Regions from separate parts of the Homo sapiens genome. Here all the other regions are linked to region 3. A link is a contact called in ENCODE Hi-C or POLR2A ChIA-PET data. All regions are on one chromosome and are shown on one strand. The core of a region is the stretch at or near the end of the contact, and the rest is flanking DNA. Distances in the headings are between cores, read along the strand shown.

Region 1 (4,291 bases), core at 1-2,500, 540 kb before region 3:
GGGCCAGACTGAAGCCAGAGACAGAAATAAATTTCTCAGGAAAAGGAAACAGTGTTGGAACGAAGAGCCTCCAAAGCATCAGCAGCAATGAAATATTGGGAGAAACCTGATTGCACATGCATAACCCTTGTACGCTCCTCTGCCCCATCATCTCCTTGTCTCCAGTCCTTTCTCTACCCACATGGAAACCAGCCAAGAGAACTGTCCAAAAGTGATGTCCTTTGATGTTTTAATATTCTGATTCTCCAACACACATCCTCACGTGAGCAAGCACCAAAGATTCCAAAAAGAAGCCCCACGTTTGTTTAAATTTTCTCAGCTGCTCTGTGACTCTGCCATGACCCCAGCTGGAAGATTTTTCCAGACATGGGATGGTAAGTCCCAAAGGGATAGGGAAGGCATTGTTTTTGAGAATGTTCTGGGAGTGGCTGAAGGACTGTACTGGCAGAGCACCCAAGGAGCATTTGGACTGTCTTCTCATCTCTCCCTTTCCCCCACCTTGCCTCATTTAGATCCCTCCTGTTACACGTGTTCACCGTATTGACCTAAGCCAACCAGAGGAGAAAGTGAGGGCAGGTTAAGGGGGCATGGGGCCCAAGGGTGGGGGTGGCTGAGTCCTGCCAGCCTTGGAGCCTGGTCCATTCAGGCCTTGCCAGGCTACTAGGGAGTGGGGAGGAAAGAGGCAGCTGTCCAGCCCTGAGGTCTGTACCTGGGCGTGGGGACTCTGGCACAGGATGGAAGGCTGCAGTTTGCCTGCAGGTGGGGCCCCAGAGAGCCCAGGTCTTGAGGGTAAGCAGGGGACTGGCTGGGCCCTGCTGTCCCAGGAGACCTCTGGTCTGGAGAGAAGAAAGAGTTTAGAGCCTGGGTGAAAATCTGGGGCTCCAAGGGCTAGATGTGGGAGGAGGAGGCAGCTGGTCATTAGCTGCATTGGAAGGAACAAGTGGGCATCACACTTGGCTGGGCAGTCCAAGCTGGGTGGGGACTGCAGGCTGCTGAGGTCATGGGCAGAAGGAACTAAGCAGAAAGGTTTGCATTGGGAAGGGAGGCAGTGGGCACCATGGTGGCGAGGCAGGGCAGGAGGGTAGAAGGGCCCCAGGCTGCTCCATCCAGATGCCTAAATCTGGGCAAGGCTGCTCAAGCTTCGCTAAGGCTTGGGTACTAATAGCAGGTACTAATAGTGAGGCCCGCTTGCCAGGGCAGCAGGAAAGGCAAAGTGCAGGGACCGCTGCTGCGTGCACAACAATCCACAGGACTCCACCTGCAAGCATGACAGCAGCCACAGGCATGTGTCCCATATTTACAAGGGCCTTTCACCTTCACCATCTCATGTGACTCTCCCAAACTTGATGAGAGGGGGTGGCCCTGGTTCTGTGCCCAGAAGTGCTAAGTGGATCCCCCAGAAATCACAAGCCAGTAAGTGGCACAGCCAAGAGTCTTTCAAACCCCAAACCCTGGGCTCTTTCCCAAATCTAACAAGAGGCTAACTTCATCAGGACACAGAAGGCAGGGGCTGATGACCGTGGGTGGGAGCTCAATAGCTGTTTGTTAATGGACTGAGTAAAAGGCCAGAAAGATGGCGGCAGGTGGCAGATCTGGGAGGGGGCCGCATCATGGGGTCCAACTATCCCAAGGGAGTTGGGAGGGAAGGAGCCCTCACATCAGGAAAGCCCAACCCCCAGGTTTTGGCCATTCACAATGAGCTGGCAGCCAGGGAGGGCTACTGAATAAAATCCTCTCAGCCAGAAACATGATTGGCATCACACGCTTGGGTTTCTGGCTGACATTTCTAAGCATTTTAAGTGAGGAGGTGCAGGGTAGGAAGGGCAGTGCTTGGAAGACTTGTTATTTTGGTGACGGTGAGAATGATTAGAATTTTCGTGAACCTGTCTAGCCTCCTGGTTTCTCTGATGGAAGCTGTGGCAACGGAGACACTGAGGCTGTCCCTGCACAGGCTCAGGTGATCACGGCACAGCACGGACCTCCAACCAAAAGGAAATTCCCCCAGACCAGGAAATAAGTCAGCGAGCAGGAAGAGGAACCCACGGCGGGCCTCCCCAAGAACCTGCAGGGGCAAGGAGGCGTGACGGCTGCACCGAGCCCGCAGAGATGGGGAGGGACGACCTGCCCCTGCTTCCGCATGGAGAATCCACTGGAAAGTCCTGTCTGAGCAGGCATTGCCTAGATTCCTCTCCCCAAGGCCTCCTATAAAGGAAATAAATTAACTGAGGAGAAGGAGGGAAGAGGAGGGAGACTCCCTCTGGATTTTTTTTAATTGTCTTGCTGTGATTGCCTATTTAAGCCCACCTGGCAGAAGAGGAGTAAAAAACACTTCACCCTCCCTTAGGGGGCTCTGAGAGAAGGCAAGCTGGGAGCTGAGCAGGCAGTGGGGAGGGGTGCCTGGGGGGGCCCGTGTGTGCCTGTGGGGGAGTGACAGTGAGTGGGCTTCCTAGGAGAAAGATTAGGAGAGAGGCTGGGGGTCAGGTGAGGGTCACAACCAATAAGGACAGGGTCCCTGGACGTTCAGCCTTCAGGGAGGCCAAATACTCAAGCTGTGATAAAGAAATTTAACTATATGGGGGTATAAAAGGTGACACTCCCTATTTGTAAAATGGATCTAGTAATAGCATCTTCTGCCATAAAGCTGTTGTGAGGAGTTACTGAGATGACACAAGAAGGACACAGAATAGGGCACTTGGAGGGTGACTGCCATCGTGACCACTGAAAGGCTTATATGTGAAATGATCCCTGTATGAAAAACCCAAAAGCTCATCTATTCCATCAAAGGAGGGAAAAGGGATAATAGTGAGCTGCCTAAATTTCAGAGATTCGCAGCCTGAGCAGAGAGATAAAGGGACTGCTTTATGTGTAGAGACAGGCAGTGTTTACCTGCCTAGGGAGACTGGGCTCGAAGGAGGCTTTAATCCCTCCTCCTGGCCTACCCGTGCAGAGCTGAAATTCTCATCCACTGGTGGGCTGACCACCTCCAGAAACACACACATTCACCCATTCCTCCCCAGCAGGGTCTGTTTCTCCAGGAGAGAACAGGGACTTGGGTGATGGGATAGGGGCCAAGATGCTTTGGGTGTCAATTTTTCTGTGTTCAGCCATCAGGGGAGATTCTGGGTGAGGAAGGTGAGTGGCCACGGGGTAGCAAGAAGGTCCTGGGCACCTGCGGAAGTTCCTTGGACAAGTTTCCCCAGTGAATAATCCTCTCACAGGAGGCAGGAAGTCTGGAAGGAGTATCGGAGGAAGGTGGGCTCTGGAACACAGGAAGCATCTGAAAGCTACTGAGGAAACCTCAATAGTAACTGCCTCCTTTCTCAAAGCCAGGATTCCATGAGAGGTGGAGGTCGAGTGTCAGGACTACTGAGCCTGTACCCCAATAATAGCAGCTCATACTCATGAGTCAAACAGTGCCGAGTGCTTTAAATGTACAACTTTAACCTTTCCATGAGAAACTATCGTTCTATCCCCATTTCAAAGGGTGAGAAACTGAGGCACGGAAGGCAGGCCGGAATGTATACTCTAGATTCTTGAGCACCATGCTCCTCACCTCTCCATCACTCCTGCCCTTTCTCCTGGGGGCCTCTGCCTGGCCTGACTCTCGCCCTCCCACAGTCCTGGACCGTACAGAAGGACTCCAGTGAGGTCCATCTTCCTGCCCAGGATTCAGAGCACACACATCCAGCCCAGCCTCCATGAGAAGATGGAGGTTTCTGGACTAAGACCTGGGCGTTCATGAGGACGACACACTGGGCTTAAATGCATGCTCAGCTACTTCATGAGGGCAGCAGGCATGTGCCTCAAACAGCGAAAAATCACACAGATGAAGGGCTCTACTTCAGTGCATACTAAGAAGGCTCAATGCCTTGATTAAACAATAGTCTTACTACATCACAAAACTGACGCAGCTCCAATATCTCCCTCTAAATCAACTTTGCAAATAAGCCCCTGGAATTAACCATCCCATAATTTTCCTCTCAAGAAGTTCTGATGTAACAAAAGAAACTGTTTCTCCTTGTTTTCCCTTCTGGAAGCACCACCTGTTCATTATCACTTGTAAGAGGCTAAATTCAAGAATTCGTAAATAAATGGTAATAACAATATTAACCAGGGAGATCATCCAGAAAGGCCTAAACAGAAAGCCCTCCTAAGCCCTGGGGGTCTTCTGTTAGTTTTCATACTTGTTCTTACTTACATGGCTTATGTAAGTACCTTGCTCTCAGGAAATGACCAGATGCTAGATTTCCTGGAGAAAGGGGGAAATATGGATGGTTGATTTCCTGAAGAA
Region 2 (4,343 bases), core at 1,393-3,892, 620 kb before region 3:
CCCTTCCATGCTGTTGCTTGAATGGCTTTGTGCTCTAGGCTGTCTCAGACCATCAGCTTGGTAGTAACAGCCATGTGGTACTTTGGAGAAGAGGGCAAGGATTAGGGATAGGAAGTGAGGATGTGGCTGCCATGCAGTTTGTGTAGGTAGGATTATCAGACTGGAGAGCTGCTAGAAATCAAGGAGAGGGTTGCTGTTGGGCTTATCTTTGGGGTAAGAGATTGGGCCGTGATTCCACATCTCTGAATTTTTGACCAGTGGCTTCCTCTGACACCTACCAAACTCTGAGAATGAGGTTCCAGGCACAACTCTAACTAAATAAATGAATGTTGTCTGTGACTAGCTGGAGCTTTGGCCACAGATCCCCATGTAGACACCTTCAGCATAGATCAGATATAGGCCTCAAGGGGCTCTTTTTGCACTACACTGTATTCTTACTGGGCCTTGCAGAGAGGGCTGGTTCCTGTAGCAATAAACCAGTTCCAAGAACTGTAGCAATCCAATCCCGAGAGAAAGGCCAAAGGCAGAACCACCTCAAAACATCTCTCACATGAGCAGGGTTGAACTTCTTGGTTCATCTTACTAGTAGGCCTACCACTTGCTAGCTCCTTGGTGAGGCCTGCCCTTGACCAGAATTCCTCCTCCCTTGGGGTGGAAAGCTTGGCACTCACTCTTGGGTCTGGAGCATGCCACCACTGGTCCTCACACAGTGTGCAGCTGCCCTGAGTTTCTAGATTCACATTTGGCTGTGGTGCTCACTGCCTGCCTCTGGCATTGGTTATGCTACTGTGGGTAGCAGTGTATTGTCGCCTAGTGCCCTGGAGACTGCTCAGCTCACATGCTTGCTTTCTACCAGCCAGCTCTGTGATGTGGTCAGTTTCCTTATTTGTCTGGGCTTCAGTTCTCATATCTTCAAAGAGGGAGCAGTAGTATTCCTACGTTTTGGGATATTTAAAGTGTTTAGCATAATGCCTACTGTTAACTTCATTTGTTTGATTTTAGCTTTTGTTATTGCTAATAAGTATTTCATTCAGTTAGATCATATGTGCTGATAAGGCCCAGGGGACAGATTCCAATTCTTATCTCCTTGGTCAGTTTCCCTGCACTGAAGCTGTTGATTGGAAGAGTGGCAGGCCAGGCAGGAGTGGGGGCTTATCACCACCATGTCACCACTGATGCCCCAGTCAGTACTCAATCCACACTTGGCTGGGTATAGCTTGCCTCCTGAGGGGAAGTAAGGCCAAAGCATTTTCACAGAGTGGAGGGAATTCCTGGTCCTAGTGTGTCTGACTTTCTACAAGATAACATAAGTTTAGATGCTAGAAAGCAACTTTGAGCCCTGCTGAGAGAAAGAGGACACCAAGAAGAAACACTGGAGGAGCAAGATTAGAGAAATAAGACTTTATACCTACCCTTGAGCAGGGCTGCCACACTGTAGATAGATAATATCCTTGCAACCTACACAAGCATGTGTGGCAGCCCTGATTCTCACAGGACTGCACATAACATAGCACTGTATTCCTTGGCATCTTTTTCAAACTGTGTCCTCCCCCATTACTCATCTGGTAAGCATTGTGTGTCTTTTAAGACTGTTTAAAGGGCATCTCTTCTGTGAAGTCTTTCTTAATTCCTGTACTCCTGGTAGAATTGACTCCTCCTTCCTCTGCCTTGCCTCGCTACGCTAAGCAGATTTTATCATTGCCCATTTAATTGTATGTATTTGTTAATTTTCCTCCTCTTAGAGTGGGTTCATTGAGGGCAGCAACTAAGACATATGTGCATCTTTGTACCTCCAGCAAGTACCACAGTGCCTGTATATGGTAGGCAGGTGCTCTCTTAGATGTTTGCATTAAGTGAATGAGTGAGGGGCTCTGAGAACTGTAGGCAAGGACTAAAGAGTTCTGGGATCTCATAGTATAGCTGCTGTGTGCTTGGCACTGGGGCTCCCTTTGTGGACAGGACCTGGCTGCCTGGTGTGTCATGGTTGGATGTGGACATCCACTGCTTCACCGCGCACCTAGGCTCCTTCTGCATACACTCACTCATTGGGTATATAGTAAGGGCTTTAACTCATGGCTCCAAGAGTGCTCATCCTGCAAAGGACATTTTTAAAGGTGTGTGTTTAAGGTATAATTCTTTCTTGGACAGATGTTTTATGAAATATGTATTGTGCATATTTTCTTAAATCCATTCAGATGAAGTTTTTATGTAACTTAAATTCTTCTGTATTTTTTAATGAAGGAGTCCTTTTTTTCCAAAGGTAGCTTTCCAGAGTTACTAGAGAAGAGGGTTGGTTCCCTTTCATTCAACTGAGAGAATGGCCTTCATCAGCATTGAGCAGCAGAGGGCACTGTAGTTCAGGAGATGAAGCAGCAAAAGTAGCTTATTAATGTATTTATTTTTTAAACATGGAAATAATGGAGATTTTTGTATACCTCCTCTGTGATAGCATATAGCAACTGTGTTAACAAATGCTAACGATAGTCTTTTAAATTTTTATCTTGTCAGAAATGAAAAGAAAGTTAAAGTACTCATGGAAAAGAGTCAAGTGAAAATAGGTTAAAGTTGGCCAAAGACCTTTTCTGGAGCACTTCCAATCCAGAACTGGTTTTTAAACACTTATAATAAATGACTGGAAATGTAAGGCCATAGACTGCAGGAGAATATTTTTTTAAGGTCATAGATCAGATTAGAGAACATCTTTTGCTTTTCTTTTAGGCCTGTATGTAGGTAAGCAACTGGGGAAGGATGATACTTTTTGCTCTTGTGATGGCTGTGAAACACCTAGATTGGATGTTTATGTTTCCCAGATATGGGGATGAGAATTTTTTGTGGTTCTGTGTTCCAATACATTTTTCTTGGTATGTGACTAGGTTTATTGCATTTCCTAGAATCCTCACCAAAAAAGGGTTTCTGTGGCATAGAATTATTGAAAGCTTGAAACCCAGGAGTTCTAGACTACAGGATGTGGTTAGAAGAAAAGAAGGAAACGTTAAGACTTGTGTAACTCAGAGGCCATATCGGCCTATTAAGTCTGTCAAATACTAGTGGGAGAGTTTTTGTTGCTTTTCTTGACCCTTTTTTCATACTTTTTAAAACTTAAAAAGACTGTTATGTTGAGATATATTCATATAAAATTCAAACATTTAAAGTGTACAATTCAGAGGTTTTAGTATATTAACAGAGTTGTGCAGCTATCAGCACAATCACATTTAGAACATTTTTATCCCAGAAAGAAACTCTGTAATGATTCTTATTCATTCCCTATCCTCCTGCCCGGCTTAGATGACCACTAATCTATTTTGTCTCTATGGATTTGTCTCTTATAGACATTTTATACCAGCAGAATCATACAATACAGTGTGTGGTCTTTTTGTGATTGGCTTCTTTCACTTAACATGATTTCAGGGTTCATCTATGTTGTAGCCTGTATCAGTACTTCATTCCATTGTATGGATATGCCACATTTTGTTTATATCTTCATTAGCTGATGGACATTTACATTGTTTCCACTTTGGGGCTATTGTGAATAATGCTGCCATGAACATTCATGTACAAGTTTTTGAGTGAACATACAGTTTCACCTGTCTTAGGTCTAAACCTAGGCATGGAATTGTTGGGTCATATGCTAACTAACTAACATTTTCAGGCACTATTAAATTGTTTTCTAGAGTGGCTGTGCCATTTTACATTCCCACCAGCAATGTATAAATGTTCCAATTTCTCCAGACCCTAACACTATTGTTTGTCTCTTTGATTATAGCCATCCACGTGGGTGTGAACTGCCAGCTCATTATGATTTTGACTTACATTGCCCTAATGACTATTGATGTTGAACATCTCTTCATGTGCTTATTAGCCATTTATATGTCTTCTTTGAAGAAATATTAATTTAAAGTATTTTGTCAGTTTTTTATTTGGTTGTCTCTTTATTACTGAGTTGTAAGAGTTCTTTATATAATCTGAATACAAGAACCTTAATATTAATAGATATATTATTTAAAAATATTTTTCCCATTATGTAGATTGTCTTCTTAACTTTTTTTTTTTTTTTTTGAAATGGAGTCTCACTCTGTCGCCCAGGCTGGAGCGCAGTGGCACGATCTCGATTCAGTGCTACCTCTGCTCCTGGGTTCGAGTGATTCTCCTACCTCAGCCTCCCAAGTAGCTGGGACTACAGGTGCATCTGCCACCATGCCCAGCTAATTTTTTTATTTTTAGTAGATACGGGGTTTTACCATGTTGGCCAAGCTGGTCTCGAACTCCTGACCTCAGGTGATCCACCCACCTCGGCCTCCCAAAGTGCTGGGATTTGTATAGGCATGAGCCACTGTGCCTGGCCC
Region 3 (4,218 bases), core at 218-2,717:
CCCAAAATACAAAAATTAGCTGGGCGTGGTGGCATGTGCCTATAATCCCAGCTACTCCGGAGGCTGAGGCAGGAGAATCACTTGAACCCGGGGGGCGGAGGTTGTAGTGAGCCGAGATAGCGCCACTGTATTCCAGCCTGGGCCACAGAGCAAGACTCTGTCTCAAAAAAAAAAAAAAAAAAAAAGTAATGAGCACAGCTCTGATTTGAATACAGGTCTGTCAGGCTCCAAAGTTTTCTCCATAGTTTTGCATTAATATATTCTTAATTTTATATTTGCAAAGTTATTTTTATTTTAATATCATAGCTTAGTGGGAGAGTAGGGACACTATTTAAAACTAAGGAGCAGACAAAGAATACTCCAGAGTATCTTTAGAATTTACTTAGTTTGTCTCCCTAGTTCTAGGAAATCTGAATCTAACTCATATATTAGATTATATTTTCTTTGGAACAAACCCAGATCTTTAAGAAAGAGGAGTTCAGTGCCTCCTTTCCCAATTAGCTAATCATCTATAAGCTTCACTTTTGTCATACAAAGGTGCTGGACTCCCAGAGTTCATGCAGTCACAACTCAAATGGTGAAGAGGAAACCTGAACTGTCTCTAGTTATTTTTAGGTGTTCCTGATAATCAATTTTCATGCAAAATACAAATGATCATTTATTTGTCCCTTTGTTTTCATGAATACAGGCTGAGCATCTGTAATTCAAATATCCAAAATGTTCCAAAATCTGAAACTTTTTGGGTACCAACATGATACCACAAGTGGAAAATTCCATACCCTAACAGCACCTTTGCTTTCAGTGTACATAAACTTTGTTTCGTACACAAAATTATTAACAATATTGTATAAAATTACCTTCAGGCTATATGTATAAGATGTATATGAAACATAAATGAATTTCTTGTATAGACTTGGATTCTATCCCTAAGATGTCTCATTAGGTATATGCAAATATTCCAAAATCCCAAAAAAATCTGAAACGCTTCTGGTTCCAAGCATTCCAGAGAAGGGATACTTAATATGTAGTAGTATATGGATGCCTTGCCTCATAGTCACCCTCCCCAGTGGTTTAATGCAACCATTAAATTATTTTTGTTTTAAAATATTTGATCTGGGTTTGAATTTATGGAAATACTTCACGTCAGTTTTTTTTTTTAAATAGCCAAATAGTGTTTCAAAATTTTATCAAGATTGTGATTGGTCTTTAACCTTAGAAGCAAAACTGACATGGAAGGATGAAACAAGTAGGTAGAATGGTGAATTTTGGTATTCATGTGTTTGGACATCTGTGTCCTTATCAAAAGAAAGAATGTATATAGTTGGACAAAATTGAAGGTCCATGTGGTATATTTAGAAAATATTACTTGTTAGTGGTTTAACATGTGTATAGTGGTTTTACTTCAAGCACTTTCAAAGATTTGAGTTTGTTTCTGCCCTTGTAACACTTCAACAGTCATATTAGTTTGCTTTACCATTTTTCTTTGAAGGGAACTGAGACTGATTCAGTTGTGCAAGGTGATGAGCAACATTGCTCAAAAAGCCAGAAATAGATTTGTGGGCTTCTGACTGTGAGACCAGGTGCTCTCTCCACTGAATTATTCTGCTTTCTTTGACTGTTTTCTTTGCTTTAAAAAATATTAATGCACAATTCTGAATTGCTGTTGACTGTGAGATAAATTCATGTTAGATCTATAAATAATGCACTTTCCAACCAAACCAGCCAATGGAACAAAACGCTTTTTGAGACATTGGTGTTGGAAGATGGCCTCCTCCCACCAGCTGACTGTATTCTCATCATCCCCCACATCTGTCCCATTGTTTCTGATGCTGGTACCAGGCTCCTGTCTCCAACACATGCTTAGATAATTACAAGAATTAACCTCCCTTCCTTCTGTTCTTCTCCCTTTCCCCCAAATCCTTTTTCACAGTTTCCAGATTAGTTCTCCTACAGCACTACTTTGTGAAATTCTCTCAACATGTTCTATGATACCCTTTGCTCTGAGGCTGAAGCCCTAACCTTCCTCTTGGTTTCCAGGACCTCCCATGTATCATCAGTACTACTCTAGCATCTTCTTCTGCTTCTCACCAACCTCCGTCTTGGCCAGACTGGGCCTCGCAAACTGACATTACTTCACCTCTCTTGTAGTCTTGTAATCTGTACCCTATTCCAGAATTACTCTCCCTCTCCTTTTGGTTAGCAAGCCCAGCTTTCCTCTAGGGACTTTTCTTACCCATTCGCTGGAAATTTGGTTGTAGGTGTGCCCTGTATCTTTTATCTAGTAAGACTCTTCTGTGGGTTTACTAATTTTCATTTAGAAAGAGGATCACTACCTAATGATGTAAGGTGTGGTGTAAAATTTTTCTCAATTATATTTTCAGATTATTGCTGGGATTCTGTTATGATTAGTAAGCAAACGAATTAATATTTTAATGGTTGACTGCCTTCTGATATGTTTACCTCAAATTATATCATTTTAAATTATAGATTTAAATTTTAAGAAAAACAAATATTTACATTTAGTCAAAGATTTTGTGAAATGACCTTGTTTTGAGAAAGAGAAATGAAGTCCAATTACTGAATAGAATATGAATATATAAATATATTTATGTATGTGTATATATGTAAAAAATAGCTGTCATGTAGTCATTATTTTTGTGACAGTGTATTGCTAAAAAGATCTTCATAATAATTTTGAATAGAACACTGGGGGTGCTAGATTTAGAAATTAATGATTTTATGGAAGAAAGATCTGCCTGTAAATTTTGCTCCTATTATGAATAAAAGGGAGACCCTTATTTCAGATTATCGAAATACAGGGACTGTAGCATTAATGTAACACCCACTATAATGTGTTTCTTTTAAAAATGTTTTCTTCAACACCCTGTGATATATGACTTGCCAGATTCTCTGATCCTGGGGCCCTTTAGCAGCCATGCTATGTGTTGTCATAATGTTTTAAATTTGTGGCTCTAAAATGCAATTCAGTTGTGTTTAGCCAGTGTTGATCTTTTTCTTTCTTCTTAATTTGGGACTTTCAGTGTATGCCATTACTTATGAGAAGTGCTTTAGTTATGAGTTGTGGAGAGAGAAAGTAGTTGGAGAGAAAATTAAGGTAACTCTAACATAGATCTTAATATAGTCTATAAAGTTTTCATGAGGATAATACAGTGAGTTTTATATGTGGAGAAATATATAGAACAGTGAGTGGAGGAATTAGGGAGCAACATATTCAATTTAATTGTCTTAAACACTAATATGATCTAAGAGAAAGATCATAAGAAAGTTGTCAAGTTTTCTAAAAGAAAGAAAGTTTTCAAAAGATGTATTTCTCAAATTCATCTGTCATTAAAATTAGTATGTTGAATTGGATTCTCAGCTTATAAATTAAAATATAAGTGTTCTTACATGATAAACTGAATTTAAATTTCCAGGTTTTTTTTTTTCTCTTGGTGGTCCAATTTCATTGTATTAAAATATGTAGGTATCTATCTTTTTGCGTAGATTTGGTAAACTTTGGTTTTCATGAAGTTAAAATGAATGATTAAAAATTTGTATAGAATTTGTTAGCGTCTTCTTGTTACAGGATTTAGGGGGTATGTGTGATTTAAAGATTAATTCATAAAATATTTCTTTATTTATTTTATGTATTTTTTATTGTTTTTAGAGACAGGGTCTCACTCTGTCACCCAGGCTGGAGTGCAGTGGCATGAACATAGCAGCCTCAGCCTCCTAGACTCAAGTGACCCTCCCTCCTCAGCCTCCTGAGTTGCTGAGACATACAGTCAAATGCCACAATGTCCAGCTAATTTTTAAATTTTTCTGTAGACAAGAGATCTTGCAGTGTTGCCCAGGCTGGTCTTGAACACCTATCCTCAAGTGATCCTTCCACCTCAGCTACCCAAAGTGCTGGGATTATAGGCATGAGCCACTGCCTCTGGCCTAAAATATTTGTATAAATTGAAAGACAATACTTTTGAGTTTAAGGAAATGAAGATTTGATCTGCTTTAAAGCTGTCTTAGTAGACGGATGTTGGAACAAATCAATTAAAACATATCTTTTATAATGTGGTAAAACAAAATTAACATAAGCTGAGCAATGCATAACATTAGTGAACATTCTTCTCGCTATGAGGTTCATGCTTTTGATAAAGGTCTAGAAGTTGCTTCAGACGTCATTGAAATTTTTATATTTATTCTCACCTTGCCTATTTATTT

Evidence for each region. A loop is a pair of places that touch in the nucleus more often than their neighbours do. ChIA-PET counts read pairs that join two places held with the same protein, here RNA polymerase II (POLR2A). Pooled maps may share reads with other maps.
Region 1: a map of OCI-LY7 shows a loop between it and region 3 (5-fold over the local background). The contact joins two enhancer-like sites. A Hi-C loop is called at or near these places in 1 of 168 maps with a recorded cell type or tissue (OCI-LY7), 3 of 37 single-sample maps with no recorded cell type and 4 of 50 pooled maps.
Region 2: a loop to region 3 is called in a pooled map, with 2.2 times the contacts of the local background. The contact joins two enhancer-like sites. A Hi-C loop is called at or near these places in 3 of 50 pooled maps. POLR2A ChIA-PET finds 5 or more read pairs at or near these places in 2 of 52 experiments (T-cell and activated naive CD4-positive, alpha-beta T cell).

The regions. Positions count from the first base shown.
Region 1 is chr3:16,372,806-16,377,096 of GRCh38, forward strand. The region is part of intron 5 of RFTN1 (raftlin, lipid raft linker 1); the gene reads right to left. Among named protein-coding and RNA genes, the nearest start is that of OXNAD1, 110 kb to the left of the region's middle. RefSeq lists an enhancer at 988-1,037. Within about 2 kb of position 1,251, at least 8 of the 41 ENCODE cell types and tissues checked have a DNase peak (open chromatin) inside an H3K27ac peak, as active enhancers do; they include OCI-LY7, where a contact is called at or near this core.
Region 2 is chr3:16,288,154-16,292,496 of GRCh38, forward strand. All of the region lies in intron 5 of OXNAD1 (oxidoreductase NAD binding domain containing 1), which reads left to right. Among named protein-coding and RNA genes, the nearest start is that of OXNAD1, 25 kb to the left of the region's middle. Within about 2 kb of position 2,643, at least 7 of the 41 ENCODE cell types and tissues checked have a DNase peak (open chromatin) inside an H3K27ac peak, as active enhancers do.
Region 3 is chr3:16,911,089-16,915,306 of GRCh38, forward strand. All of the region lies in intron 1 of PLCL2 (phospholipase C like 2), which reads left to right. Among named protein-coding and RNA genes, the nearest start is that of MIR3714, 20 kb to the right of the region's middle. RefSeq lists an enhancer at 1,536-1,765. Within about 2 kb of position 1,468, at least 4 of the 41 ENCODE cell types and tissues checked have a DNase peak (open chromatin) inside an H3K27ac peak, as active enhancers do; they include OCI-LY7, where a contact is called at or near this core.